Linked DNA regions of Mus musculus: region 2 is linked to region 1. A link is a loop called in an ENCODE intact Hi-C map of the cell type or tissue named here. Cell type or tissue: left cerebral cortex. All regions are shown on one strand. Links, peaks and the distances in the headings refer to the core of each region. The heading gives the core; the rest is flanking DNA.

The links. Hi-C counts contacts between places; a loop is a spot of excess contacts. Peaks named below come from ENCODE experiments on the same cell type or tissue, not always from the same donor. Only the 100,000 strongest peaks of a DNase experiment are listed, where the experiment ranks them.
Region 2: it touches region 1 in a loop (2.1-fold over the local background); 4 of 42 quality-filtered maps call a loop at or near these places.

What each region holds. Positions count from the first base shown.
Region 1 is chr8:16,875,602-16,891,789 of GRCm38, forward strand. The region is part of intron 3 of Csmd1 (CUB and Sushi multiple domains 1); the gene reads right to left. Among named protein-coding and RNA genes, the nearest start is that of Gm39136, 400 kb to the right of the region's middle. In left cerebral cortex, for the core only: no CTCF peak of the experiment used is centred there; a DNase peak (open chromatin) is centred at 9,167.
Region 2 is chr8:17,413,756-17,429,943 of GRCm38, forward strand. All of the region lies in intron 1 of Csmd1 (CUB and Sushi multiple domains 1), which reads right to left. C030002A05Rik reads right to left here. Exons shown (of 1, transcript XM_030243881.1): 1 at 1-16,188. Among named protein-coding and RNA genes, the nearest start is that of C030002A05Rik, 71 kb to the right of the region's middle. In left cerebral cortex, for the core only: a CTCF peak has its summit at 7,978 (motif pointing left); a DNase peak (open chromatin) is centred at 7,995.

The sequences.
Region 1 (16,188 bases), core at 4,815-12,814:
AGTAAAATAACTAATGGACCAAGATTCTACAGAAATAGTTGTGCTGATCCCTTCAGAAACTCATTAATAGTTCCCTGAAGCTAGAGCTTCAATTACTTTGGATATTTTAGGAATCACAAGTATTTTATTCAGAAAGATTGGATCCTCCTTGTACTTGCTAGATATCAGTTAATGTCTCACAGCTTCTGCAGTCATGAGTTGCAAGACCTATGAGATAAGGGGACTAGAACCTTCAGGCTATGTCCAAGCTGCAGGGACACTAAGAGGCCATTCAGAACTTTCTTTTGCACTATTTACTTTATGAATTTGAGTTCATTAAACTCTTTTTTGTGAGTCTCATCTAGCAACACATTATATATCTGCCTCATAATGAAATTCACAATGCAGAAGATGGACACAGCATTTCCATGCATTGGATCCAGGTTATATCTCTAAACTTCTTGTTGATTCACAATTTTAAATAAGATGATCCATGCTCCTGAGTAAGCCACAGATGATTATATCTGATAATGCAAATGACAACAGCTAATTTCCATGAGAAGATTGCTCAGAAAGTGGTCGGTCGATTCAGAGGTTTCTGGGGCTAGGGTCAGAGGTCTCTGAGCATTCTTGAGGCTTCATAAAAGACTAATCTTGGACTTCCTGGTATCATCAATATTGTCAATCAATTAATCAATCAATCAATCAAACAAAAAGCAGAATAATAGCCAATTCTAAAAGTGCTAGTAAAATTCAAAAGCTTCCCTTACTCTATTTATGAACCATGTGGATGTGCACTTTTAGACTCAAATATAGACATAAATTATAGGTTTAAATTTAGGCATAAATAAACTGTTAAATATACTGTGATTAAGTAAAATCTAGTAATAAAGATGTGACTTTTCAGTCAAAACACCTTTTCAATTAAATTTATTTTTAACTAACACATAAAAAATGCTCATGTATTTATTTGATAGTGCAATGAAATCTCAAATGCAAATATTGTGTTTTATTGTTGAATATATGTTCTCAAAACAACTTTATGTGATTAAAAGACTCAAGTCTTTCTTTAGTCTTTTAGAGCTCTAAGGCCACAAAAGAGTGTCTTGTTGCTATTCTACTTAACTGGAACTCAGCCCGCTGACCAAGCCCCCTGTGTCTTCCCTTCCCTGCCTCTGGTAGCATTCCTCTACTAAATGTCTATGAGGTCAAGGTCAATGCTTTAACAGTCAACAGATCAGCAAAAGCTGACAGGAGCTGTCATGCTGTTGTGCAGGGCTTGTTTCGCTTTATACCATGAACCTTGCTTAAATGACAGGGTTTGTTCCTTGTACTTGGCTGATATCTGTGTACATTGTGGATAAGCATGACCCGGTAGTGGACATTATCATTAAGTGTACCACAAGGAAAGAGATGCCGTGTTCTGTAATTTGGTTCGGAATTTTCAGCGTGATGTCAACAAAGAACTCAGGAAGTATCTCATGGTAGAACTAGCCCTTACAACCTCACACACTCTGAATGCATTTCTAGGTACCCCAAAACCGACTGCCCAGAAATATCTGCCAGCTCTCCTCAAATGGAAATCCTGCTGGAGTTCAACAAAATGCCACGTGATAGTTTTCTCCCTTTCTAGTCAAGACAAAGTGGAAGAGTGATGTTTTCTCGAGGTCTGTAGCATATGTGTGTGATGCTCACCGCCAAAACCCACCCACGCCTCTGACCTACTCATCTTATCGGTGCTTCCTCTCTGGAGTTGACATAATCATTTTTCACTTAAGCCACTCAGTGTATGATAAACAGCGTTAGTCACCAAGCTGAAAGCTTTTACATTACATGTTATAAAATGGATGGTGGCAGATTGTCATGAAATGGACATAAAATTACTATCACGGAAAGTTTTACACAGCTCTAATTCAATGAGGCGCCAGCTACTGAAGCCTCAGAAACTATTAATTGAGGGCAGGGGGGAAAAAAAACAAGCAAGCAGTTTTAAAATATGAGTCACTGGTTTGACTCCATCTATGTAAAGTCATTTTATGATGTATAATTTGTTTTCATTACTACATATCAACGCCAGAAAGTTGTCCTTTGACTTCCAGACATCTGCTGTGATACTCCTGTGACTGCCACCTCTCTCTCCGTCTCTCTGCTGCTCTCTCTTTACATATATAGGTATACATATAGATATGCATAATACATATGCATATATGCATACATATCTCTGTGTGTATATATAATAAAATTTTGCTAATGAAATGGATTCATATATATATATATATATATATATATATATATATATAATCATGGTTAGATAAAACTCAAAAGGGCAAGTTTGTTACTGATAAAATATTCAGCAAATTTAAAATTAGTCTTTTTATCTTTATATTTTTCTTTTAGAAAATAATAGACTATTGATTCCTTTAAGAAATAATAGTTATGTATTTGAACCATTGTTTTATATATATATATATATATATATATATATATATATATATATATTCTTATTAAGAGTTTTAAGCTGTGTGATGTTTTTAATATTTATTATATTTATAAACCAGCAATGAGATTATTACTTGAGACATTTCTCATCTTTCTTATAACTCTGGTGAAAAATTGCAGATCATTCACATGTCAGTATACAGATGTCAGGTAATAATTGAAGTTGTAATAAATGACAGTGTTATATTTATTTCAAAATGGAAATGGTATTTAGCAGCTGGAAATATATTGGCCCAGCATGTTAAGAAAGGGGAGCAAAATCAGTAATATACAATTCTTTCTTGAATAAAATCAACAATTTTAAAATATAAGAAGATAATTGGGCCTATGAGATGACTTGATACTAAGCCTGATTCACTGAGTTTGATACCAGGGACTCATATAACTGAATGTGCAAACTCATATAGGCTGTGCTCTGACCTTCATATGCTCACCACCGTGTGCATATGCACATACACTCATGCATGGAGACCATACTCATGAATGGATCTGAATAAATACACTGAAAGAGTTCAAAGCCTTTAAAAATATAGATAATATTTTATAAGGGCACTTCTAAATCATGTGTCTGATGACCTGAGTTTGATCCCCAGAATCAAGGTAAATCCTGAAGGAGAGAATCAACTCCAGAAAGTTGTCCTTTGGCCTTCACATATGTGCTGCTAATACAATAGTCAGAAAATTTAAAACTAGTACATTTTCATCTTCATATTTTTCTCTTAGAAAACAATAAACAATTGATTTCTTAAAGGAATCATTGTTACACATTTGAACCATGGCTACATATATGTTGTCATTAAGAGTCTAAAACAGTATGATCTTCTTTTTAATATCTATAATATTTATAACCTAGCATTGGCATTATATATAATATGTACATGTATAAAAATGAATAATATATAATAAATAAACAAATAAAAATTTAAGGTATAGCAAAACATAAGCTATTCCCAATACAGACTTCAGGAAAAGCTGTGCCTTTCATTAATATTGACAAACTTTTGGCTTTCTATAGAGCTTTCTGATGAAATGAAGTAAAAGAATAAGTAATATTGGCCTATGGGTACAACAACAGATATTTTAGAGTATCCTGGTTTCATGGCTTTTTAGCTATATAACAGTATAACTAGGGACCAAGACTCCTCAACCATGGGCTATGACCTAGATAACATTAGCAGGTATGAGTTTCTTCTAAACGGTGGCCTCAGACCCTCTTGAGGAGCAACTATTAGCACAGTGACAGTCGTGAAACTATTGAGATAGTGGCGACATTTTGCTGGAAGGTTGTTTTGTAGTTGGTTGTGTTTACAACGGCATAGGACCTTTGGTTCTTTTTCTTTCCCAGCATGCTGTAGAGCACCTTTCTGACCCTATGCTGTGAGAGCTAGCCAACAGGAGGAAACTCTGAGCTCATTCTCACTGCTTCATGCATATCTTAATGTCACTGTGTGGGGTGTATTCAGCATTAGGGATCTTTCAAAAGTTCCAACTGACAACTGATAGGTGTGGTGAGAGATTGACTGCCTTGGCGCGGGGGGTGGGGGGGGCTCCCTGATCAAGAATTCATTGGGAGGTATCCAATTCTTTCAGGAGGAGTATGAATCTACTCCGTATTGCAGGATATTTCCAATCTCTTATCTTACAAAGCTGTGTGACTTTTACCTTTTCCCTTCTTAAAGGTGAACACTAACCTTTCCTGTCTCCCCTACCCCAACCATGTTTAAATATTCCATCTGTAGTATCCTTTTCTTGGTTTTTAATGTTTGTTTTGTTCTGATATCTCCTCCATTAAAGCAACCTTCACCCAATGGCCCCATTCTACTTTACTGAATTCTAAAGTTATCCTATTTCAGAGGTTCTCAACCAGTGGGTTGTGACTCTTTGGCATTTAAATGGCCCTTTCACAAGGGTTGTATATTAGATATCCTGAGTATCACATATTACCTTATGATTCATTACAGTAGCAAAATTTGAATTATGAAGTAGCAATGAAAATAATTTTGTGATCAGGGGTTACCACAATTTAAGGAGCCATGTTATACAGTCACAGGAATAAAAAGGTTGAAGAAACTTTTTAAATGCATATATAAGCCCTAATTTAAACACAAAAAATTAAAGTTTGCATGTCAGGTTTTAATTATGACAGACAACATACAGTGCTTGTCTTTCCTTCTCAGTAAAATTTTCCAGGTTTATCCATTTACATGCAAATATCACAATGTTGGTTTTCTTTATGGTAGCTAAGTAACATATTTTATGTACTGTAATTTCATATACCCATTATTCCCTGATAGTATCTGGGCTGATTCCATGATGGAGCTATAACTGTTAATAATGCAGAAATGAAAATAGATGAATGTGTGTCTCTGTAGAAAGTATACATCGAGGAGTGGCCGAACAGGGTCATATATACTCTATTTCTTGTTTTAAGATTCTCTGTAGTGTTTTCTATGCTGGCAGGATCACTTGTTCACCCTCAACAGCAGTGGATAATGATTCTACTTTCACCTCATCTTTGCCAGCATTTGTTGTCCTTTTTTTAAAATTATTTTTATGCATATTAGGGTATTGTATGAGTGTTTATATACACATATATGTGCACAAATATATGTGCCATATGCATGCCCATTGTCCATGGAGATCACATAAGGGCTTTCGATTCTTTGAAATTGCAGTAGCAAATAGGTAGGAGACATGATATGGGGGCTGGGAACTGAATCCAGGTTTGGACCAATATGTTTAATTTTTATTTTATGTGTGTGGAGGTTCTGCTTGCATACATGCATGTAGTTCCCAAGGAGGCCATTACAAGGTATTGGATCCTCTGGAGCTGGAGTTATGCTGGAACTGAACCCAGCCCTTCTGTAAGAGCTGACAGTGCTCATAACCACTGAGATATCTCCATCCCTGGCAAGGCATATACATACATTCTTTAACAGCATCATCCCTGCAAAGTGTGGAGATTCACAGAATGAAATATTATTTTAAAGTATAGCTGAAGTTAAATAGAATTTCAAAATAGTTTTAATTTGCATTTCTATGATTGCAAATAATGTCAACAGTAATCAGAAATCACTACACATCTGTATATTATTACCAAAGAATAAATGCAATAAAATTTATTATAATTAAATAAAAAATGAAAGGCAAAGCATAATTATTTGAAAAAGAAAATAGTCATTAAATTCAGAAAAAACAAAAAAATCAATTCACAACAATAACCAAATAAACACCTTTCATTAAAGCTGTACATTAGGAAATAAATATAGCAACAATAAACATAATAATATAGCAACAATAAACATGTAGACATTTAGAGATGTAGAGACGTACAATTCAGAAAATTCTATTTTAGAAATTTAGAACTGTAGAGATATCTCATGTGTTATCAATACATATAAAAATAGCAATGGGAATTTAAGGTATAGTCTTCTACATAAATTCAAGAATTGTGCAAAACTATGTGAAGAGAATCATAAGCCTCCATGCTGAAGAAAAGAGGTGGCTTCAAAAGATAGTATATTAATGTGTGTTTATGACTTTGGAAATTTCCAAGTATTGGATCTGGAGAGATGGCTCAGTGTTAAGAGCACTGGAAACTATTACAGAGCAACTAGGTTCAGCATCCACATAGCAGCACCTAGCTATCGATTAACTCCAACTCCCGCAGACTCAACATTCTTTACTTACAACCTTGGCATTGCATGATGCATGTGGTATATAGGCATATATGCAGGCAAAACATCACATTCATAAAATAAAAATAACACACACACATGTATATACATACAAATACATGTAAGTCTACATGTGAATATATGTATACATATACAATATAAGTATATGTACATGCATTGCACACAATATATGTATACTTATACATATATGCATATAGACATATGGATAAATGTACGCATATCTAAATGAATTCATATGTTTACATACATATCTGTATACATATATCTGTACACATATCTATTTATAACATATGTGTATATACATATATACACATATATGCAGATATAGAAATATACATATATATCTTAGCTATGGAACTTCTCCAATTGTAACAAAATATCAATAATCATGCCCATAGATAAATATGAAAACCTTCTGGCTAGCATAATGTCCCTTTAACTTAAATATTGAAATGCGAATCCATATGCCTGTTCTTGGTCTCTGTTATGGGTCTGTCTTTGCTTTTCCTCCCACCTGACTCTGAGGATCATGCAGAACACTACAGCAAATTTTAGTGTTGGAGTATATGGAGTTTTTGTGGTTGTTGTACTCTTATCTTTTATCTTATGTATATGAGTGTTTACATGCATGTATATGTGTGTGTAACCCATATGTGCAGTACCTGCAGAGGTCAAAATAGATCAGATCCCTTGGAACAGGAGTTACAGGTGGTTTTGAGTACTGGAGTCATCTTCTACTAGAACATCCAGTGCTCTTAAGCACAGGGGTATCTCTTCAGCCCTAAATACTACATCTTTGAAGTCTGTAAGAACTGCACATTGTAGATATGCACAGCTCAAAATATAGCCATGATTTTGCTTAATTATTAGCAAATTTCAAACATACTTGCTACCTCCTTTTATTATATGCAGACAACTCTAATTATAATTATGTGCTTCCAAATTAAACATTGAAGTGTAAGGATAGGTTTTTAGCATCCTAACATCTAAAATCAGAGATCTCCTAACTCCAACCTCGTGTGAATTCAGAAAACCACTCAATCAACAACAGTAACTGCAAGGAATTTGCACAGATGTGACATTATTTTGGGAAAAAAATGCACCATTAACTTTGGGTTCTGTGCAACCCAGAGACTGAAATAATGTTTCCAAAGGATAGGAATCCAAAAATCAATTACCTGCAGAGGCACATCCCATCCCTGGCATCTACTCCTAATGAAATGGATCTGGAATGTCCTTATCAACTCACCAGAAGCACCCCCAGTGCATTGAAAAAGAGTAATGGGAAGGAGAGGAACCTGCCATCTGAATGCTAATTTGGTTTCTATATTTGTACAAATTGATGGCTGCAGCTATGCACAAAACAATTATGACCTGAAGTTAATATTAATTAGAGTCTCCTTGGATAACGTTTTCCTCCTGGGTCAATACATTGTTAATTCTCTCAAGAGAAGGTAATTATTGTAGTGGTAACTGATGATGTTCATGCTCGAGGTGGGTCGGAAGGACCCGGATGTGGTAAGGACATCTAGGTTTGTAAATATTTCATAAGGTCTAGAGAAATGTGCAAAGTCATTTGTAAAGTTGGCTTTTATTTGCCTGAAGAAAAATTTCAGCTCAAAAGACGAACTTTCAGAAGAGCTGTGTGATATGAATATCATATCCAGTAACCTAAAAGCATTTCTAATTCCCAAATACAAGCAAAAAAGAAAATTCAAGCAGAGCTGAAATTTTTAAGCAGCATAACCAAGTTTCTCCACTTAATTCACTAAATTTCCAGTGTCTTCCAATTAAGTACTATTCAGAGAGTAAAATGTTTTGTTTAGAGGTTGATAATGACCTGTGGTCATTCTAATAAGGCATTAAAATCTATGGGGAACACTTTTATGTGCACAGGATGTTATTTCTCAGCACATGTGTATGCTAATGGGGCACATGGCTTGAAAAACTAGACTTTGCTTCTCATCCTGTTGTTTAATTCCATTATTTCAATTGGGGCAAGAATGCTTAAGTTCATAAGCCATTTATTGTTTGACAACTAGCCTGGGCTCATAGTTTTCAGGGGTCAAGGCCAGGCTTGCCATTCTTTGATCAGCTCACTCAGACTCTTTCTCCTGAGTTAATGCTGACTCTCTCCAGTTTATTAGGGATCTTTTGAACCAGAAACTATGTACTCTTTATTAGTTTATTGAAATGGGCAATATCGATCTTTAACTGTTTCTAAAAGACCTTTTTGTCTCTCTCACTCACTGAATAACCTTGTTATTTCTCCTCTGGCCTTCTTAAAGAGGGTTAGCAATCTTTTTTTCTATAAAGTAGACATAAATTTTGTAGGTAAACATGCTTAGGTCTCATGGGGGAAGTTGAGTGAGGCACTAGGGGGTGGATATAGCCAACACTTCCACTATGTTGGCATCAAATTTTCAAATAATAAAACCCCTTCACACATAATAGCTTTTCTCAAACTTCTTCACAAATGAACATTTACACAATGAATGTAGCTTTATCACAGGCAACTCCTTGCTTACTTGTAGACCCTGTCTGATTCAAGTAAATATTACTGTAAGGAATGATTTACTAGGTATTATCTATTAAATAGGAGTTTGTCAGTTAACCAGGAGATATTTTTAGCCCTCATGTTTCTATCCTCACTAAAGCACCACCAAGTTTATTGTAATAGAATATTAGGTAATATCTAAGTTATGGGCATGTGGTATCTGATCAAATGTTAGACATGTCAATATTGGTCACTTAGCCTTCCAAACTAAAGAGCAGCTTCTAGAGTTTTTGTCATTGATGGAGGACTGAGCTAGGTGCTTCCAAGATACAGAGACCAGGTGACATCTCTGAGGAAACCACAAGCTGTGCAAAAGAAGGCTGGTGGATGGGCACTGTGCCAAGAGAACAGGCTAAACGAATTTGAATGTCCTTTAATCCCACAATGCACTTGGGTATTACTTTATGATCAATGAGCAGCATAGAAAATTCTACGGGAAGAATAAAGGATCCTATTCGTCGTTAGAAGTCTGTTTCCTTGTACAGAGATCACACTGATGGTAGTTGGCCAGAAAATTATGGCAGGAACAAGCTGCTTATTGTCAGCCAGATTGGCATTGCCTTCCCTCTTCTCTCATTAGCTTCTCTCATCATTGCTGTTCTCACAGCAACTCTGCTTTGAAATATTTAAACACAACTAAAGTTTATGGAAGAACAATTCCAGGATGTCCAGCCACAGCGTCAGGGGTTAGCCTTCCTTTACATGACCAGTGACATCATGGCTAGCCATGCTTAGGATGGCTCTTCTACCTTCCAGAACTACCTCTGCCCCCCAAACCTGGGCCTCAGTGGTGCTCATCTGCAAGCTAATGGCATATGATTTAGAACTCTTTTCTCCACTGTGATACCTCTTCTGACATCAGCTATACTAGAGCTCTTGAACAGTTTGTCTGAGCACCACACAGCAATGAGTTCTAAGTCGCTACAAGCTTGTTAACATAACAGAATTAAGCCTACTCCTCTCTAGAACGTATTGAATCTGCCCGTTTAGCTGCTTTCTGTTGTTCTTTTGTATGTAAGTCATCTGAATTTTACTCCCCATATGATTTAAACAAGAAACATTGCATGTGCAGTGAGTCTTACTCTCAGTATGCCTGGAAGCAGCTCACTGGCTGAGATTCACTAACTGGAATTCTCTAACCTATATGATCACTGGCCACTGTTCTAGGCCTCCCTTCCCTCTCCTTATGGCTTTGAAGAGAACTGAAATGACTCTCTCCAAGAAAGAAGGGCCTAGAACTGTCATGAAGTGTCTTCCTTCTTCTTCAATGTGAATCCACAGGAGATAGCACTTGGAAAGCTAAGGTTGCCTGGAAAGCCAGAGTTGGAGGTGTCAAAGGTAAATCTTTTGACCATCTACCATTCTGCATCGAGCTAGGAGCATGGCTTTATCACATGCTTTCTTGTGGACAGGAAGAGAGACAGCACTAGTGTGAAATGGACAGTGAGTAGGTCTTCAGGATGCCACACCCATCACCCAAGAACTATCTTCTGTGAAAGCCATGGAGCAGCGTGAGCTGAAGCATCAAGTCCAAGATTATGGTGGGAAATACTTCATCTTTTAAGTTTAGGTTCTTCTTTTCTAATGAAATATTTTAAAGTATGCATTGTGACAAGTTACTGTTATAAAATTGACTGTAATTCAGTAATGTTTACACACACACACACACACACACACAGTGCAACTAAACCAGGAGAGCCAAAATGGGCACTGAAAATAATGACCATCATAGAAACATTGGAAAATAGAGAAAATGACAAAAGTAAAATGCCTCACATACCTGAGAATTTGTCTTTTCTAGAGTATAGGAAAATACTTAAATCTAAGTCTAACTCATTAGATGAAAAGATTAATTTATATAACTATTTGACACAGAGATATATTAGTCTAACACTATACCACAGATCTTCATCTCACTAATTTACTTGAAGATTGAAAAAATCAAAAAAGTACTTACTGATACCACTTTTATTCCAGAAAAGCAAGCTGTTTGCAAGCTCAGAGAAGTAGATCTCTTCAGAGTCAAACATTAAAGGCACTAAGTTCACATGTTATTAGAAATAATTATTCTGAGATATTAATAGCACCAAGAGACATCAATGGTGAAGTATCAATGTATTTACTGATGGGCTCAATCACAGCAGTGATTATGTTTCATGAGAAGGCATCAGGCTGCTTGCCTTGTGTAAGTGGAATGTGCACACATAACCCCCCGAGGGACACATTGTACAGAGTGAGCAGATTCAAGGATGACTTGGAGAATGCTTCCTGCCCCACTTCCTTAAAGAGAAACAGAATTCTGAGTGTAATATGTACCTGGTAGAGGGTGCCTTATTTGTGGCAGTCTTATAGAAATATAGCCAATATCATGTCTTTAGTTGTATGTACCATAAAAATCCAACTAAATATGGGCAGAAGCAAATTCATTTATTAATATACTCTATGTCCAAAATTATAAAAGTATACCAGACAGCAAAGGTCAGGCTGCCCCTCTATTAACATTCCAAAGAAATATTCTCTTAATGGACACAGAACCCAATGTAGCCCAATGGGTGGGGTGATTATCACAGTCCTTCCACCAAGCCTGTCTTGTGCATCTGGGAGTTCTAAATACACATGGAACCGCTCAGGGAAAAGCACTAACCCTTTCTGATGCCTTCTGTGCACAAAGCCACCTCACATGTCGATGGTTCTTTTCAGTACCAGTAATTATTAATATTAGGTAACAAAAACAAACTAAAACCAGCTATTTGAAAGATATAGGATCAGGTCAACACAGTATAGAATTAAGTTTTCAAGAAACAGGACCTAACACCACACACATCATAAATAATTTGTTTCAAATTAGTGCTAAAGCTACTTACCTACAACAACTTTTGATGGCAGAGTATTTTTTTTGCATGCATTTTAACTAAATTAGGTCAGAAATAATTACACTCTTGCTACTGTTGTAGATTTAGATAAAATGTGTTTGCCTAAAATTTAGATTTTGAATCTGTAATTTTCTAATAAGCCGCCAGCAGAGAAAACGAGATCAGCAGGCAATATCCCCACTCTTACCAAATGCATCACTGCATTACTGAACCTTTGTTTGGGGTGAGCTTTGTGGATGGGTCCCACGAAGAGGGAGATAACAGAGGGAGAGATGGCTGGATTCTCACATGCATAGGTGAAGCTGCTAAGGAATTTGAAGGTTTAAACATCCACAGAGATTAAACAAAATGCAAGAATTTCATAAGAAATTAAGCTCTTGCCTAATGATTATTCTCACTATAAACCACGGATCATTTGATGCCTTTTGTTGGGACCTGGTATAGCTATAACATTAAGTTTTGTTTTGCTTTGTTTTGGTAATGATAAAACATGAGGAAATTGAGCTTGTACTTTCCAGCAAGCTTTATCTCTATAGACCATATTTCATGGAGCTGGAAAGGGATATGCTTACTGCTACTGAAGGAGAAAGGTAATTGAACTTCTTATCTAGCTATGAACACTATGAATTAAAATAAGTAATCTGCCCTGGCGAGTTACCCTGGGCAGTGCAGTAGTGGCATAAATATTGTGGGAATCACCAATTACTTTCTGGTTAGATTTATGGCCTGATCCATGAGATGAAACCCATATATGGCATGGTCATCAGGGAGAAACATCTGTGCCTAGACAGGTAAGAGGCTATAGTTAAGAATATAGTATTATTATGCTAAATGGATATAGTATTACAATGACTCCTAATGATTTATATCTGTACATATAGATTTATGTATCTTTCAACCATCATTAGAGAAGTTTTTCTCTGCAGCTAATGGCAATTAATAGAGATACTCAAATGGTTAATATGTAGAAAACAAGCCTGGAATACTTTGTCTTAAATCAGGCATATATATGACAGCCAAGGTACCACTGAAAAAGAGAAGGGAGTAAGACTGTAAGAGATAGAAGTGGTGGATTACTAAAAGAAAAGAGTGCATTCCAGACACAATAAAGAAGATGCACACATGAACTCACAGTGATAGTGACAGCCACATAAAACCCAAGAAAGCTCTATCCTAGTATGGGAGGGGTGGGTACTAAGTCCCACCCATAGATGAGGAGCTAATGACATTTGATACCTTCTGGGAACTGGAGAGTCAATTTTCTTATCGGTGTGTCCTCTACTAGGCTGCTTGCTCTCCTAGGTAGGGTCTACACACAAGATAGCCAAGGGTCCATGCCACTGAACTAAATGGATTTATACAAAGAGAGCTAACATGAAGATGGAGAGGAAAGAAGGTTGGGGTAGATCTGGGAAGAGCTTGGGGCTAGGGGAGAAAGAAGTGAAAATCATCAAAATATATCCTACAATATTCTCAAGGAATTAATAAAAATGTTGTCTTAAAAATTGCAGGAGGGAGGAAATAGTATAAGGGGTTTCTGAAGGGGAGACTTGGAAAGGGGAAAACATTTGAAGTGTAAATAAAGATAATATTCAATTAAAAAATACTGGTGATGACAGTATTGCCACATTTCAGCTTATAATCAGGAGTATGAAACATGCAATACAAACAGAACAAAATGTCACAAGAAAGTAAGACCATTTGTCACATTTTCATGTTTAATATAAGTATTTCAAGAGCGTACCTCTTGAAGGGTGTATCCCTGAATATATAAAAACATGTTTTCATACATGAAAGGATAATTGATTAAATCACAATGGAAATTTTTGACCCTGTCTACAAATGCTTGTGAGTATAAATCATCTCTAGTTTCCCCTTTCATGTCAAGTCATGAAATAGCTGTTACTGAATAAATAGATGAAATTGTGGTTCATGTCAAATAGTCTCTGAAACTCTTTGAAGATGGCTTGTTTCTTAGTTTTTACTCTCCTTTATCTCTCATAGGAAAGTTCTAACTACATTTTCTAAGAGGCTCAGTGAAAGTAAATAACAGAAATTGCTCAGTTCAATTTTCAGTTAAGTAATACATTCAATTTTAGTATATTTCTCATCCATTTGACATGAATGCCTAATTAATCTTACTTGGATATTTTAGCTGGCAACCGTAACAAAGGTCTATGATTGAGAGGTTTTCATTGTAAGGCATACAAACACTCAGCTAAGAGGTAGGAGCTACAGCATTAGAATCAGGAGTCAAATATCAACAACTTGGTAGGCAGCATCTCTCAGCACTTTTGTTTTGCATGTAGCAATGCTGTTAGTCCATGTCCCTGTACCGTTTGTACAGAACTGCTAAAGCTCAACTGTATGTCATGTGCTTACCATCTTGTCACATGTTCAGTATCTGCTGTTGGTCTATCTGCAGAACTCCATTTGCACAGAGCATTCCATTTTCCTTTGGAATGCATGGAAGGATGCTTCAACCATGGTTGAGGACAATAGCACACCTTATCTTATGGTAATCAGCATGCCACTTTAGAGACAATTACAGAACAACTGTGAAACACAACTTTATTCCACCATGTATTTCACTTATTACACTGAGAATATTAAATAGCCTCTACCTTTGAGTTACAGGAAACGTTAACACCTAAAAGTGTGCAAATCAAAGTTGAGCATCAAAATAAAACTGAAGGAAAAGTATTTTTTGATGTATATCAGAGGCAGGAGCCAATCAGTATACTGGGCACAATTCTGGGATTCTTCAAGCTGCTGCCACCAACTATGATTTCCGAGGGGACACAGCTGACACGTGAAAAGGAGAAGTGAATTTTGCTCATTTTTTCTGGTTGTCTAATTCAAAAGCATGTTCAGCGCCTGCTTAGGTCGATATGCAGTACTCCATTTGCACAGAGCTCTCCATTTTCATTTGGAATGCAATGGAAAACTTTAAAATATTTTAATTGTATGTTTATACAGGTGGTGCACATGATTGCAGTACAATGAGGTCAGAAGAGGACACTAGATTCCTCAGAACTGGGATGACAGACAACCCTGAGCCACTTAGTATGCGTGGTAGGAGACCAACCCAGGTCTTCTTCAGAACAGTAAATGCGCTTAACTACTGAGCTATTTCTCCAGGCCCTAATTGAAAATATTTAAACCTACTCAACTTGGTCAAAGTTTTTCTTTTGTTGCAGAGCATCAGATGCAACACTGATTGATCCATAATTTTAGTGCACAGACTGAAGTTCCAATCATATAGCCATTCTAGGAACATCTGTCTGTGTCCTTCATAAGTGGTTGTAACCACTCTGTGTATTGCCTCCCCTCTACTTAAGATGAAATAGAATTCTTTGGGGCTTGCTTTCCTCTGAACTCACATCAAATTGAGCCTGGTGGTTCTAAGACACATATCAAGTTCAATATAACAGGTGACACATTGCATAGCCTGTGTTTCTAAGTTGCCTTGTAAAGAAGACACCAGGCATTTTTGGATCTTTCTGTCACTTGGAGAAACATTGCCTCTCTCTCTCTCTCTCTCATATATATGTATATGTATACATACATATATATATATATATATATATATATATATATATATGTGTGTGTGTGTGTGTGTGTGTGTGTGTGTGTGTATGTGTATATGTGTATATGTGTATATGTGTATATGTGTATATGTGTATATGTGTATATGTGTATATGTGTATATATGTATATGTGTATATATCTATATATATATGTATATATGTATATATGTATATGTGTATATGTGTATATGTGTATATGTGCATATGTGTATATGTGTATATATGCATATATGCATATATGCATATGTGTATATGTGTATATGTGTATATGTGTATATGTGTATATGTGTATATGTGTATATGTGTATATGTGTATATGTGTATATGTGTATATGTGTATATGTGTATATGTGTATATGTGTATATGTGTATATGTGTATATGTGTATATGTGTATATATGCATATATAACTTTGAATCTCATCTTTTATCCTTAGCTAACTGGACTATCCAAGAGGAATATTCAAATAATTCCCTAAGCAGTTAGTTGTTCCCTATCTGTTGGTCATGTTTCCACTGGTTGCGATAAAATGACTTTCTCTGAGTGCTTTCTGAAACAGTGGTGCAGATGGTGGAAGACATAACCTCCACCTTATAAAGATAATACATTATATTATTAATAACATATTATTTAGTAAAGAAATTAGCTTTACAAGTTGCACTTTGTCTGACTCTCACCTCTAGTTTCCAAGTTAAACTTGTGTCCTGTTCAGTTTCATTTCTTTTATTGGTGTTGCTGAGTAAATGTGGATGATATTGAAGTCCTAGAACTGCCCCCACCACTTGCATTTCATTCACAGTAGGAACAGAAAGGCCAGAAGATGCATGCTTTTGCACTCACAGTGCGCGTGTTTGCACTTGACAGATTTCACTGTGGAGGTTAAAGCTCACACTCTGAAGGTTTCTGGTGAAAGGCTAAAAGATCATGACCTGAGTGCTTGCTGCATAACATTCCCCACTCACCATTTCGCAAGATGGTCACAGACCGATGAG
Region 2 (16,188 bases), core at 4,870-12,869, 540 kb after region 1:
ATTGTCAGTTAGGGTCCAAGGCAGCCATAATCAGGCTTTTACCATCAATGGTTGATTGTTTTTTTAAGTCATCTTGTTTTGAATTTTTTATGGCACTCTTCAAATCTGCAGATTTGAAGATAGGAGGGAGCTGAGACATGTCCTGCAGTAGACACACATGATGTGTGTGTGTGTCCTAATTTCCTTTTCGTTACTGTGATGAAATAGCTTGCCGAAAGGGAACTTAAAGGGGAAAGTGCCTATTTGGTACACTCGTCCATCTTTCCACCATGGCGAGGAAGGCAGGGCCACAGCTTGAATAGCTAGAAACATGACCATCCTAGACACACGCCCATCCAAGAGCAGAGCAGGAAGGACTCATGCTTGCTTGCTTGTTCTCAGCTTGATTTCTGCACTGTGTCACAGTTAAGGACCTCTTGTCTAGGGTGTGATATAGACACAGTGGACTGGGCCCTCCTACATCAATTAAATTAGGATACTCCATAGACAGGATCACAGACTCAGGCAGAGTAGACAATCCTTCATTGTCTACAAAGAGAACACAATCTCCTCCCAGATGACTCTGGATTGCGTAAGACTGACAACCAGAGCTAACCATCCCCACACACACACACACACACACACAAACACACACACACACACACACACACACACACACATATATATATATATATATATATATATATATATATATATATTCTCAGTCTTCAAGCTTGGAGAGGTGGTGATGGTGCTGAAGAACATTGTGTCCTGGATAACAGTGACTGGCTGAATTTGTCATATTCCTGATGATACTGAAAGTGTCTTACACACTACCCTTTACTGAAGAACTATAGGCTACTGATAGATTCTGGTAGAGGGGTAACAGCTGTCTTCAGTTTCATTCCCACTGACATACCCCTTAGGCTCTGACCCCAAAGTACATAGAGAGCTCTGGCCAGATCTGGAAAGACACAAATGAAACAGACATGAATGTTGCAAAGAAACTAGTAGGGAAGAAAGATGGTAGAAAGCTGTCCAAAAGGAGCTATATGCCATGTATGAGTGATGTCTGCATCAATATGACAAACATACCAACCAAAGAGTATACATGGATGAACCCATGGCTCCAGCTGCATATGTAGCAGAGGATGGCCTTGTTGGACATCAGTGGGACAAGAGGCCCTTGGTCTTGTGAAGGCTAGACCCCCCCCCAGTGTAGGGGAATGCCAGGCAGGGAGGTGGAATTGGGTGGGTGGGTGGGTGGGGGAACACCCTCATATAAGCAGGGAGAGGGAGGAACAGGGGTTTCTGGGGTTGGGGGACTGGGAAAGGAGATAATATTTGAAATGTAAATAAAGAAAATATCCAAAAAAAAAAAAGAAAAGAAAAGAAAAAGAAAAAAGAAAGTGTCTTACAAATGCAACTTGTCTTTCAGGCATGCATGTCATTGATCACAGCGACAGACACAGGCATTCTGATATGCATGGGAGCCTCTAAGGACAGCACAAGCTCAGTGTATTATGCCATTCCACTTCTACATAGTAAATCAATTGTTTAAAAGAGCAGGTCAAAACTCTTTAGCAAAGGCTTTCCTACCCACCTTCATGTCACCTGGCATACTCTACAGGTATACCACACATTCCTCAATTCAATCCAAAGCCACTATATGAGTAACCATGTCACTCTTCTCTGCTGCCTATTTCGTTTTGCCTTCTAGACCCAGGAAGTGAATATCAGACCGTACCAAGGCCCTCCTACAAAATACTATGGTTTTCTTGGCTACAAACAGGAAATCACAGGTGCAAAGAGAATTAAATAAATTCACATCTAAACACTGATCATGTAAGTGCTGGCTCTGACTCTGGGAGAAGGCTCAGGGGGTAAAATTGTTTTCTTGGAAACTGGATGGTTTGACCTCCATTTCCTGAACCCATAGAAGAAGGAGAGAACCAAGTCCCCAAAAGTTATGCATGCTGTGCACATGCATGTGCAAACACACATACACACACATACACACACACACACATACACACAGACACACACACAAGCACAGACTGACAACAAGTGAAAACAAGTGCTGATTTCTCTTTTGTGATGTTGATTTTGTCATTGTATTATCATATTACTGTTAATAGAGTATTGTATGGTCACTATTAATACAGTATTATATTATTACTGCTAATACAGCATTTCATTGTTACTCTTAATACAGTGTTATATTATTACTGTTGATACAGTGTTGTATTATTACTGTGGTTGGCATCATCATGGTTATGGCTATTACTTAACAACCTTTGGGTTTGATTAAACAAAGTTGAGGGAAGGATGATCAAGTGTGAAATGATTTACTTTCTTCTCAAACTCGTGAAAATGCTTACCTGGGGATGAAAATACATGGTCAGTGTGGCACTCAGAAGCATCCACTGTTGAACCCACTGGCTGTGGCAGAGGAACTGGCGGCCATCAGGGTTTAGCTGAGTAACCTGAAGTGTGTGTGTCTGTCTACCTGTCTGTCTCTGTCTCTTTCTATGTCTCTGTCTCTGTCTCTCTCTCTCTCTCTGTCTCTCTCTCTCTCTCTCTCTCTCTCTCTTGTTGTCCTTTGATGAATACATGACTATTTTTGGAAAGTAGGCCAGCTTTTTTTCTCTCCTCATTTTCACATTTACAATGGACCAGATCAAACATACAAGGGAAAACACATATGTATATTTTTGACTATGATTATCTGTAATCATTGAATATTTTTTTAACAGAAACAGTTAGCCCGATACTTAGAAACTCTGAAAGGCAACAAATATTAATTACATTCCTGTGCACTGGCATTTCTCATTTAAGACTTAGGCCAGAAACTCTTCACCTGACACCTGCCTCTGTTTTCTGAAGGATGAATAGTGGGACACAGTCAAAGTCCCACAGGCATGAAGTCAGTGCTCAGTCAGAAGCATTTTTCAGATTGCCTGTTAATCAGAAGGTAGCCAGTGGTACCCACGCACTTACCCATGCGTCTACCTGCTGAGCTGTGCTTTCGCCAGGCTTCTCCAAAGAAGAAAGCAGAAGATGAGTGTTCAATGCTAGAGGTCTATTAGGGTTCAAGGCCAGTGACCCCAAGAAAGAGAGGAATAAATAAAGCATGGAAAGAGTCAGCAAAGGTGGGTTGAGCCTGGTGCCTTTTCCTGATTTCTTATGAGTGTCTAAGAGACACTCCAAGGAAACAGAGGAGAGGAGCCATTGCTGACTCCTTCCTTATGCCTTCGTTTGCCCCCCTGGTTCCTCATTGCCTCACCTGGCCCCTTTGGTCTGTAGAAGGAGGGAGATACCACAGACTATAGATGACTATGAAATCTTATTTGAAGCTACCATGCTGGGGAGATTCCAAGAGACTTTGAATACATCAGGGTCACCTAAATATCAGAGGCTACATGCACTGCAGGGAACCAGGGTACTTAAAGATGCTGGTGGCAAATGCTATGGTTAGAGCTGTAACAACAGCTGCTGCTGGGAGACAGGTGACATGGATAGAATTCAAAAGACAAATACAGTAGGAGACAACACAAGTGACTGTTTCCATAGAACTGAACACAAAGCTAGTGAGACTATAATTTTCCATTCATCATGTCATGAAATTTAAATAACCATTCAAATATACAATGGAAGTCTTCTATAGTCTAATGTATTTAAGACTGATTGATGGATGGATGGATGGATGGATGGATGGATGGGTAGATGGATGGATGGATTGACTGATTGATATAGGGTCTCATGTAGTTGGAGGTTAACCTAAAATTTACTGTTATTAAGCCTGGCCTTGAACTCTGTTTCCTACCTCTTCTGCTTTAGAAGTGCTAAGGTAATAAGTATGTACCACTTCACTCTTACCTATTCTTCATAGACTTATAAATGTTCCCAGTCAAATTAGGCTGTAAACAGCATTTACAGAGCTCAACAGGTAGTGTCAGATAAGACTTCACCCACAACAGGAGAATGTGTGTGAATCTAACCTGATTGAAAGAAGGCCCACAGGTCCCTAAAGAAGACTTCTCTCCAAGAACCACTGTATAGTGGACCCATGTGACTCTGGTGTTTTTTCTTTGCTGACAAAAGTCCAGTGTCCCCATGGAGTAGCTGGAAAGCCAGATGTTCCACACAGATACACAGGGAGTCTTTAACACTATGATCAAATGTGAGTAATGTAACAATGATCTGCTTTTACTGCAAAGATCAAGAGCAACAGAATATTAATGGCCTGTTCTGCTTTCTGCCTCCTTATTTTTTCCTCCTGTAAAAGTCACCCTGGGAGAGATGGTGAGTTGATGGTTTCTGCCTGGTCCTTGCTCACTGAAGATATTGGTCTCCTAGAGGGCCCCTTTCCTTCCTGCACTGACTGCAGGCTGGGATCTGCCATATAGACCCAAGTCAGTCAGAGTCTCACAAACAGCAATTGGTACACACACACATCCTTGCCAACTGTCTCTTGTCAAAAGAACAGTACCAATAATCAACATTTGCAAGATTCCTAGGTATGCCAGGCCATTCTCTGACTTCAATATTTTTATCTAATCCTGCCAGCAAAACAAGAAGATGAACGATGTTACGCTGTGTGCTCCTTCCAGGTCAAACAAAATCAGACAGAATTAAAAGTCAGAATTAAAAGATGGTGTTAAAGTCCCCTCCCTGTTCTTGATAAACTCTCCAGAGAAAGCATTCTCACTATGAACAACAAATAAAGTGGGTTTTCATAGAGTATCTTCTCATTTTTTCTTCATAAACAATAAAAACAAATATTTTTTAAAGATTTATTTATTTATTTATTATATGTAAGTACACTGTAGCTGTCTTCAGACACACCAGAAGAGGGCATCTGATTTCATTACAGATTGTTGTGAGCCACCACGTGGTTGCTGGGATTTGAACTCAGGACCTCCAAAAAAAGCAGTCAGTGCTCTTAACCGCTGAGCCATCCCTCCAGCCCCAAAACAACAAATTAGAAACAAATGGCTTGACAAATAACAGAAGGATTGATAGATTGATTGATTGTCGATGAGTCTGTATTGATATTATAACAAAGTCTCACAATATTTATAACTTATGGATCCTTTCTACAAATCTTCACATGTTACAAAACAAGTTAGAATTTAAACAATTAAGGATATTGAACTTTTTACAGAAATTAGTAAATGTTAATATTGAATTTTAATTGGTATATTGTACTTATTTCTAGCTTTATTGAGGAATATTCAATTAATAAAATATGTGTAGATTTTACTAGAATATGGTAATTTGGGAACTATGTTGTAATTTTTTTCAATTTTGTTACCATTGTTAGGGCAGTGAACACATAAAAACTAGACTTACTCACTCTTGTTATCTGTGATTTTCTTAAAGGTGATTGGGCACCACAAGGATACTAACAGTCGGTAATTATGCTTGGTCTTGAGTATTTTGTATATGCTTGAAAGATCATTCAGATTGAAAGCTTGCTAAATATATCCAGAAAACATTTTTTTCAGTCACAATTTATCATCATTTCCTAAAATAGTATTTATATCTATGGTGTGTCTGTGTATGATTCTTGCATGAATATATGTATGTGTACACAGGGAACATGTATACACATGTATGGACCATATGTAATATATGCTTATGAATATGGGATCATGTACTTACATGTTTGTCATCTGTGTATATGTGGGTGTGTGAAGGATACATGTACCCTGTGTATACATGTGGTATTTTTGTGTATCGTGACCTTGTAGCAGTCATAGGTATACTGTTCATGGTTGTAGTCTCTGTGAATAAGAATGTTCTGTGCATAGGTGTGTTGTGTATGCAAGTATATGCTGTATATGCTGTGCATGCGTGCAGTGTGAATGTATGTGGATATGTAACCTAAATGTTGCATGTGTGTCTGCTGTGTATCTGTACTGTATGTAGGTGTATTCTCTATGTGTATAATGTATGTGCTGTAGGTACTAAGTGTGTCCTCACACATGATGTTAATGGAGCAATTCTTAGATGCTTTGAAGGAAAGAAAATAAAAATTGCAGAATTTAATCCAGGCAACTTTTAACTCTTAAGAGACGTTTTAAAAAATGTTATGTCTTGAGGTGGCCTCTGGCAGGAAGCAATGCCATTTTTGTATGTTGTCCTCAAAGTTCGTCTCCAAGTTGATGACAAGACAAAGAATCTTTATAGGCAAAGACTCTCAGTAAGTAATCAGGGAAGGCCTTGCCTGCTCACACACCATCCCACCCATCTACTCAATCATTGACAGAGTGGAAAGAACTCATCAGCCCTGGTGTGTGAGATCCTGTGGTCAGGAAGCATATGCCTAGAGCTGTATAGGCCATCTGCTTTAGGAGAAGCAAAGAGTCAGTCCTGTGTTCTCAGGGGTTGCTTTAGGAAAACTCCTAGATAGAACAGCCTTCTAGAAATGATCATTAGAAAGAAAGAAGAAAAGGTGATGTAAGAAATAACAATCCAGACCAAGGAAATGAAGGGAAATTTCTGTGCAGAAAGGAGTATCATATGTGCCGACCATTATCTATCTATCGTCTACCTACCTACTTATAATCTAGAAATTTGAGTTTATCACCTAGATAACTACCTATGCATCATCTACCTATCTTCTCTTTACATTCCCCTCATCTATCTATGTACGTATCTAACCTGACACTTAGCTACCTATCTACATATCATGCATGAACTTATTATCAGCCAGGCTATTATCTGTCTATAATCTATCTATTATCAATCACCTACTCATTAACCACCTATTTATTACCTACCTATTTTCTAACTAAGTACTCGTCATCTATACATTTATCAGTTGTCCATCATCTACAATCTATTGATCCATCATCTACCACTTAGCTACCCATTATCTACCAATCATCCATGTAATCCATCTTTTCTCTACCCATCAATAGCCTGTCAACAATTCTCCATATGTATCCATCATCTCCCTTAACCTTCAGTGAAGACTTGTAAAAGCCTTGTTCAAAGCATTCTTCAGACTCAGCCATTAGTAGGGATGGCCATTTTTTCACATCGTCTTGGTGTTACTTGGAGACAAATGAGCCATAAACACATGAGATCTGTAACATGATAGCCGTCAAAGCTTACACAGCCACAGATTTCACTGAGGAAAATATCCTAGTCTTATATTACAGCCTGTAATCTGAAATTTTATTTGTTCAATTTCTGAAATGGCTCATTACAGATCTCAGTGTCTGTTAACACAGAATGAAGTGGAGGTGACATGAGATTTGTTACCAAGTGCCCCATTCACTATGGAATGACTAGCAAGGAGCATGCTTATTTTAATGACATATGAATCTCAATGCCTTCGCACCTGACTGCTGGACTCGGTGCTGTACTTTCACACACTCAGATGAAGTCAATGCCCAGTCTACACACAGTATGGATTTTAATAAATTCATATTTCTCAGGTTTTACTTTCCTTATTTTTATATTCATCTTTTTTCCTTCTTTTCCTCCTTTTCATCTGATGTGCTTCTCCCTCTCCATTCTCAATTTCTTTTTCTGTATCGAGTTTGCCCTACAAATTAAAACTCAGAGCAGGAACAGTTGTCCGTCTTCCCTCTTGTAGGTTGATACGTATTCTGCCTACATATTTCGAACAAATCTCCTTCCTTTCAACACACAGTAATGTTTTAAAATTAATGATTAAAATAAACATAAGGTATTGTAAATGAACAAATGTGATACCCAAGCTATCTGACAATCCACAAGCTTGCAGACTCTCACTTTGAAAATATGATCAGGCCTTGTAATACATGACAGTCACCTAATATTTTGGAATTGACAAATGACCTATTTTCTTCTCCCAAAGCTACTATTTCTCCAGAATGAATTATTAACCACGGGTTTTATTTTAAATTTGAATAAAAGTGAGAGCAATTTAGATCGATTTTGAGGCAAGCAACGCCCTTGAGCTTTGCCATGAGATAAAGCATTGCCATTTGTCTAGCGCCATCTGCTGTTCGATCCAAGCAGCAGCATGAGCCTGGTTTCCAAAATGAGAAGTTGGCCTCGCCATTAAGCTTGTTTCTAGCAGGGTGTGACTGGAAAAAGCAGAAACAAACAAGCACAACCACCACAACCAGACAAGACAAATTCAGAAAATTTAAGCAATGGAAACACTTAAGTGGAGATCAGAAACTACGGGAAATACTGTCCCATAAGAAGATGCACACCAACAGCCATAGGTTTAAAGGTTACTGACATACAAGCACTGCTTAATAATTTAAACTAGTTTCATCTGTGAGTCAGAATCTCACACTGAGCCCAGGGATACCTAGAATTCACTACGTATCCAGGCTTATCCTGAACTTGTGGCAATCCTTCCCCGGCCCCATTACAGATTCTCAAGCAAGGGAACTACAGGTCTGAGTCTCTGTACTCAGCTATTGTCTCAATAACTATATAATCAAATCTTTACTTCTTTAGAACAACTCGAAGAAATTGCCTCATTACCAACATCATCATTTTATATATTTTATTCTAAAATATATTTTTTCCTATTATAAGAATATCAATTCAGAATTTCAGTATAAAGCCTAAACATTCAGATCTCCTAGCACATTAATGTTATAACAAAAGTACAGTAAGTTCAGCGTGGCTTGAACAACAGCAAAAAAGGAAAATACAGATGGCTTATGGTCCTGTCCCCTGCTGGGTAATAACACGGATTTAACTAAATATGTAGGACACGTTAAAGAATTCAGGCTCATACTCATCTGTTACTATGATATAATGTTACCCTCCATGACAAGATAATTCATATACTGTGATCGTGCCTGCTTCAAAGAGAGTTGCATTCCTAGGCAACAAAATTAATTTGGCATTTTTAAAGCTGATCAGACAGGAGTTCATACCTCTTTAAAACATATAACAAATTACTGGGAATATACAAATAAGCTGCATTTATAAAGCTCTTTATTACCTACAGATTGGGAACTTTTATTAATGTAATGTTTCAGTTTTCAATTAGATTGCTTTTTACTAGATTCTGTACAATAATTTAAACCAATAGGTATATTTCTACATTTCTTCAAATCTAGCTATACCAAGACACTCATACATACAATATTCCTTTAAAACTTGGCCAATCAATTGAAAGTTGGCTCTCTGACAAAATGCAACAAAGTGTCTCATTTGTCTCATATTTAAAGCATAGTCATGTTTGTATGGTCTCTTCTGTGGTTGATTTGTTCTTTCATAAAATATCATTTACTTATTACTTGTGTGTTTGTGTATGCATGTGTGTCTGCACGATTCATATGCACTACCTGTGTGCAGGGGGTGTAGGTCCCCTGGAACTGGAGTAACTGGGGTTGTGAGGCTGCATGTGGGTGCTGGAAACTGAACCCATGTCCTTGGTAAGGGCTGCTCTTCAACATTGACATATCCCTTCAGGCCTGATTGTGCTGACTTCTAAGACTACTGTGAGTTCTTTATTGTTTTCTCAGCTCAGTTGACATTTGTGGTCATTTTTGAATGTGATGGGAGTATTCATTTAGTTTCTTAGACCTAAAAGATTCCAAGTTTTGGAAGGTAAGAGCAATAAGCTACAGCAACACTAGAGAGGATGAGGAGGAAGAGACAGACACCCACTCAAAGATGATATCACTCTCTTCACACACAGAACATTAATTTACCTTTGTAAAATCATTTATTTTATTTTTGTGTATAAATGTCTTCTTTCAATGAAAATAGATATTTTTTAAACAATATATTGTGATTATGGTATCTTCCTTTCCAAACTCTTCCCTGATTCTTGAAATTTCTATCCCCAAATACATTCCTTTTCTTTTTCTCATTAAAAACCAAACATGAATCTACAAACATGCATCTATTAATAATAATAATTAGTAGAGCAGGGAAAAGGGGGAGGAAGAGGAGGAAGAAAAGAAGAAATATAAAATAAAAACAAGCAAAACAAAACAAACACAACAGAAGGAGAGAAAGAGCCAAAGAAAATGCATCAGAAATACCTACAGAAGCTGAGACAAACACTTTTTCCCCCCTTTGGGTTTTTTTTTTTTTCTTTTTTTTTTTTTTTTTTTTTTTTGGTTTTTCGAGACAGGGTTTTTCTGTGTAGCCCTGGCTGTCCTGGAACTCACTTTGTAGACCAGGCTGGCCTCAAACTCAGAAATCTGCTTTCCAAGTGCTGGGATTAAAGGTGTGTGCCACCATGCCCGGCAAGACAAACACTTTTGTAAACAACCAAGCCTCAAAAAAGAAAATCTGAATTCAAAATATATAAACAAAAGATCTATGGGAGAGAGAAAGACTGCCCTGACAAAGCAAAACATCATGAAACAAACAAAACACTGTATGCATGTTTAATTTTTTTTAGTGTATGTAGTGCCCCATGTAGTCATGTCAGAAGAGATGCTAGATCCCCTGGAACTGGAGTAGCAGATGGTTGTTAATCCTGGGTCTTCTGCAAAAGTAACCAGTGCTTTTAACACACCTCTCCAGCTCATGATATCTTAATTTTTAAGACATATTGTATTTGTGTGTGTGTGTGAGAGAGAGAGAGAGTGAGAAAGAAACAGAGACAGAGACAGAGACAGAGAGACAGAGAGACAGAGACAGACAGAGACAGAGACAGAGACAGAGACAGAGACAGAGACAGAGAGGTGATTACACATATTCATGGAGGCCAGAAATGGGTAGGAGGATTCCATTAAGTTCTACAAGCCTGGGAAACATTGTGGGTTCCATACTGGCCAGGGCTATATACAAAGACCTTATCTCAAAACAACAAATAAACATGAAAGAAAATTAAATTAAGGTAAAATCCAGGGAAATGTCACACACATGAGAAACCATCAGTAAGAAACAGTGAGCTTTGAAGGTCAAAATCAAGGTCATACAGGGGCCACAGTAACCTGCACAGGAGACTCTGGGAGGACCCAGGTAAACACCAGCAGACTATCTGTACCATCTACACCAATGAACTTGGGCTCTAAAAAATATCTCCTCTCCTTTTTTTGGATTTATTTTTGACAGTTGTAATCTTATTATTAAGGTCTAAGAAACTCTGCCTCATCCTTGAAGATGGTTCAAGATAGCCCTTGGGCATGTAATCGAATTCTTTTTTTGAAAGAAATTGAAAGTACCACACTGTCATCATTCAGAGATTTTCATTCTGTGAAGTGGTTCACTAAGGATGAAGGAAAAGATGAGGTGGTTTGGGGACCTCGCACACCCCATTGATCCAAATGCAATCTTACCAGCTACAGCAAGGGTATCCAAATTTACCTTGAAATTTGAGCACTCAAGTCACTTGTCTCTTCCTAGAGTAAGGATGTAACAATATGGAAGACCCTTAAAGATGTCTGGAGAGTTGATGATGTTGCATGAACGAGTGATTTCCCCAGATGCCACTTTCCCCATAGATTCTCTGGACAGAACAATTGCCTTTAAATGCCACTTCTCCTCTTGGCCCTATTCTCTGAAATCCTCTTTATTAAATAGACACATCTCTTGTGTTCGCAGCTCCCACAGCCTATATTGGATTTTAGATTTACTCACTTTGAAGTGTTCTAGCACAGTAATTGGATGAAGATGGAAAGTTGCTTCTCTGCTGTGCCTGGGGTTGGACTTGTGTATTCTATAAATATCCCCATGTATACACAGCAAGATAACGTGAAACAAATCTTCTCCCTTCAATGCATTCACTTCTCTGAACATTTCTTTCTTAAGCTAGGAATAAAGGGTTTCCCCCTGTCATCCTTTACACAAAAGAGCTCTGATCAAAGCAGAATTATTTCATAAAACTGAAAATTGAAGGCAAACCACACCCCTTAATCACTTCAGCACCCACCACGAACCAGGCATCCATGTTTTATCTTCTTCTGTAGCCAGTACAAATGCCTTCCTTCCCTCTGTTTGCCCATTTTCATTTTCAGGCTTCCCCCTTGCCTCTCCTACATGGCATGGCCAGACACCACCACCCACAATGATCTGACACCTCTCAAAAGTGTCACTTACATTTCATATCCATCATATTTGACTTTCTCTTTCTAGGTTGAATGGCCTGTCTGGTGTGTAGATGAATAATGCATTATACATTGTCTGCTACAGGTAACAATGTATGTGTCATGCATTACCTCATTACCTGATGGTATCTCTTTAAGTGTGACCACACCACATTTTTGCCCTTTGCCTCTGTAGCGGTCAATAGATTCTAGGTATTCAGCAATTACTTGGTGAGGAGGTGAATGAATAAATAGCTAGTTGAAAATTATTTGCAATAGAAAGCGTTTGTACTGTTTCCTGTATATGTACCTGTCCTTTGTGTATTTGTCTAAATTGGTCTGTCTCTCTATTTAGAGCATGTTCTTACCTGGTGTGTAGCAGTCCCTGAGTTCAGAGATTCAATACTATAATATTATTTTGCTATAATAATCATTCATTCAATGTCACAACATGCATTGGCATTCCTCAAAAATAATGCATTGTTGTGCCCTACAGAATACAAACCAAATGAAAATGGGCCAGACAAGATAATGGGTTACTACAAAGGAACAGCTAAAAAGGAAAGGTGTAACCTAATATACATGGATGATAGATGATAAATCATAGAGAAAAGATAGATCAAAGCAGAATGATGATAGTCAGATTTATACAGAGATAGGTAAGTAGATGGTAGATATATGGACATATGGATCGATTTATGGATAGGTAGGTAGATGAAACAGAGGTGGGTATAAAGAAAAGATCAATAAATGAGAGATAAGCTGGGAGATGGTAGGTATATGGACATATGGATGAATAGATTTGATATATAGGTTGTATAAAGAGATACATTAGTTGATGGTGATAGACGGTAGGTAGATAGATAGATAGATAGATAGATAGATAGATAGATAGATAGATAGATAAATAACTAGGCAATGAAATCAGTACATCAATAGACAATAGATGTTAGACACATGAATAGTTTAAAGGTAAATAATAGATAAATGGGTAGACAATAAATGAATTAAATAGGTAAATAGATAAACAATAAAAATATAAAAGGCAAACTGGTACATACAAACATGACTATGTGATAGATTGATCATAGATTAAAGATACAGATGTACATCAAGAAGAGAAAAGCAAAGTCAGCATGTGGTTTCAGATATAATGGGCATACTTTCAAAGTCCTTTCAACAATACCTTTTCACATATTCAGGTGTAGCTCTACTACTTAATTTTAAACCTTTATACAATCCCCCTAATTATTAACAGTAAATACCTTCTCCTCAGAGCCCTGAAAGGTCACTAATAGTTCTCAATTCTTTTATAAAATAAAATTTACTTAGTAAGTTCATGCTTAGTATCTTAATTTTGTGCTTAGTAAAGAAACAAAATCTCTTAGTTTTAACTACATGGTGGGGTGGTCCCTTGTCATATCCTAACGTCATCTCTATACCTGACCAATTGCAAAGCACACCTTCATAGACTATTCCTTCATAAGAGTCCACAGTTGTGATATTTAAGGGGCTCTTCTCACTATTTTCAATAAGTTCATTTATGTAACCCAGGTCTTTGACCACCACTTGGTATTCTGTTTTCAGGGAATTCTATAAGGGAGAACAGTGTCTCTGAGGAAGCTTATGAGCAAGGGTCAGTTTTATATCATTGGATGAATATGGCCTTGAGTGCCAGCCAGACACAGAATATCTCAGTCCTATTAGTACTTCCTAACCATCTGTGCAGGTAATCCATATGGACTTCTTCTTTTGATTTTGAAAGAGAAAAATGCATAAATATCCTATAAACCCTCTTGTTTTCTGGTACAATAAGACTGCCTTGATATGCTCAACAATGTACAAGTGTCTGGTGGTCTGGTTCTTCTCATGCTGGGGAGGAGTGACCATCAAGGGGCAGGTGGGAAGGTCTTACCTGGATGTGGCCTTTATTCACTCTTTAGATCACCATTTCCTCCTCCTCCCCCATACAAAACTCTGAGATCTCAATGGCAGGCATTAATTATGAGTTCTCTTGTCAGTTTGCTTCTGGGTTGTGTGGACTACAGGGGTTCTTAGGTCTTTGAAGGTAGTAGCATCTAGTGATTTTCTGTGGGTCCATCTCCACCAAACTTTCTTCTACTGAACCTCACTCAGTAAAGATGTGAAGGAACTATGGCTCTGATCCACTCTCTCATCAATGTGGCATGTCCCAGGTTCATTTAACAGGGAGAGAGTTTCAGAAGAGCTGGATGAATATACCTTTTTGACAGTCATAACAGTGATGATATTAGCTTAGAATACCCTGGGTAGATATCTCCCTCTTCTTTTTTAAGGCAGAAATAAGAAATCTTCCATTTGACTTTTAGTTGGTTATTTTAAATTAAGAATATGGAGGAAGAAGATAATAAACAGGAATAATAAATCAAATGGTAAATGCCTTGACTAGTATGAGTAGAGAATGTGTAGGCATTACAAATTAAACTCAACTAAATAAACAAAAGGGAGAGAGACAAATCCCTAAGAAACTATTTGTTGGACATTAATGTTTGTTTACCTGCTGTGGAATTCTTGGGAGCTCTAGCAGAGAATGTGTAATACTTAGGAACTATTTTAAAGTACATGACAAAGGTTGTAAAATTTTTCAGTATCATGATTGCTCACTGCCACCTTTCCCGTACATGAATGCATGACTGTGTCTTATAGAATAGCCATAACTGTGGCAGTCTAGACAGATACATGAGTTAGATAAAACAATGAAAGATGAAGTCAAATATAGAAGGACGATAGATGAGATGTATAATAAAGATAAGTGTGAGACAGATGCTAGGTATAGATATATAGATGGACAAATATATAATAGGCTGATAGACATATAGATAGACAGAGAAAGATAGACAGTCTCTCTCTCTCTCTCTCTCTCTCTCTCTCTCTCCCTCTCTCCCTCTCTCTCTCTCTCTCTCTCTCTCTCCCACACACACGCACACAAACACATACACACACAGAGGGGGGAGGGAGGGAGGGACTCAGACAGATTGTCAGATAGTTTTATGTCAACTTGACAAAAGCAAAAGTCATCTCAGAGGAAGGAACCTCAATTAAGAAAACTCCTCCAAAAGATCAGGCTCTATGCAAACCTCTAGGTCACCTTCATAATTAGTAATTAATAGGAGAGGGCTTAACCTACTGTGAGTAGGGACATCACTGGATGTTGGTCCTGGGTTATATAAGAAAGCAGGCTGAACGAGCCATGGAGAGCAAGCCAGTAAGCAGCACTTATCTGTGGCTTTTTCATTAACTCCTGCCTACAGATACCTGCCTTGAGTTCCTATTTTGAATTCTTTTGATGATGAACTGTGATGTGGAAATATAAGCCAAATAAACTGTGTTCTTAAGTTGCTTTTGGTCCTGGTGTTTCATCATAGTAACAGTAATATGAACTAAGTCACACGTACATACAAAACGACAAGTAGATATAAATTATAGGTATATAGTTGCAGATAAGAGACTAGAAGATAGAAAGATAAGTCATAAATGGATTGATGTGTGGTAGATATTGGTAGAGCTGTTATAAGTAATGAATTTAGAATAAGGAAATAGAATAAGGCTATATAACACATTTCCTTTGCTATAAAGGGCACCTTTTAAGTTAGTGGCTGTCAGCACATTCATATGTGCACATGCATCAACATCTAATTCTATGGGAATCAAATTAAACCCCCATACCCAGCATGTCCTTTCCATAAGACATTGTTTGATAGCAATCCTCCAGCCATTACCTTCCTTTTTGTCCTTATTCTTGCAATGCCTCAAGCATTGGAGCCAGGATATAGATATCCTATTTAGGGCAGAGCATTTAATAGATTTTATAGATATTTGTTACTTGGTGTTTTTACATAGGAATGGGGTTGTTGAATCCCTCGAGTGACCTAGTGCTTGTCATCTTGTGAAATTCCCAAACTGTTCATTTGTCAAAGGCAGGGTGAATTTTGCACTTCCACTAGCTAGCTAACATACCAAGTATCTGCTAACACACCTTCAACCAAACTTATGGCTGCCTCTATTTTGGCATCACAGGTTTTGATTTACATTTTTCTATTGACCAATGGCATTGAACAGCTTCCAAATATGGACAGGTGCTCTCATCAGAAAATATCTATTCATATCCTTACCCACTCAGAGTGATTATTAAGAAGATGTGTATTAAGTCCTATAA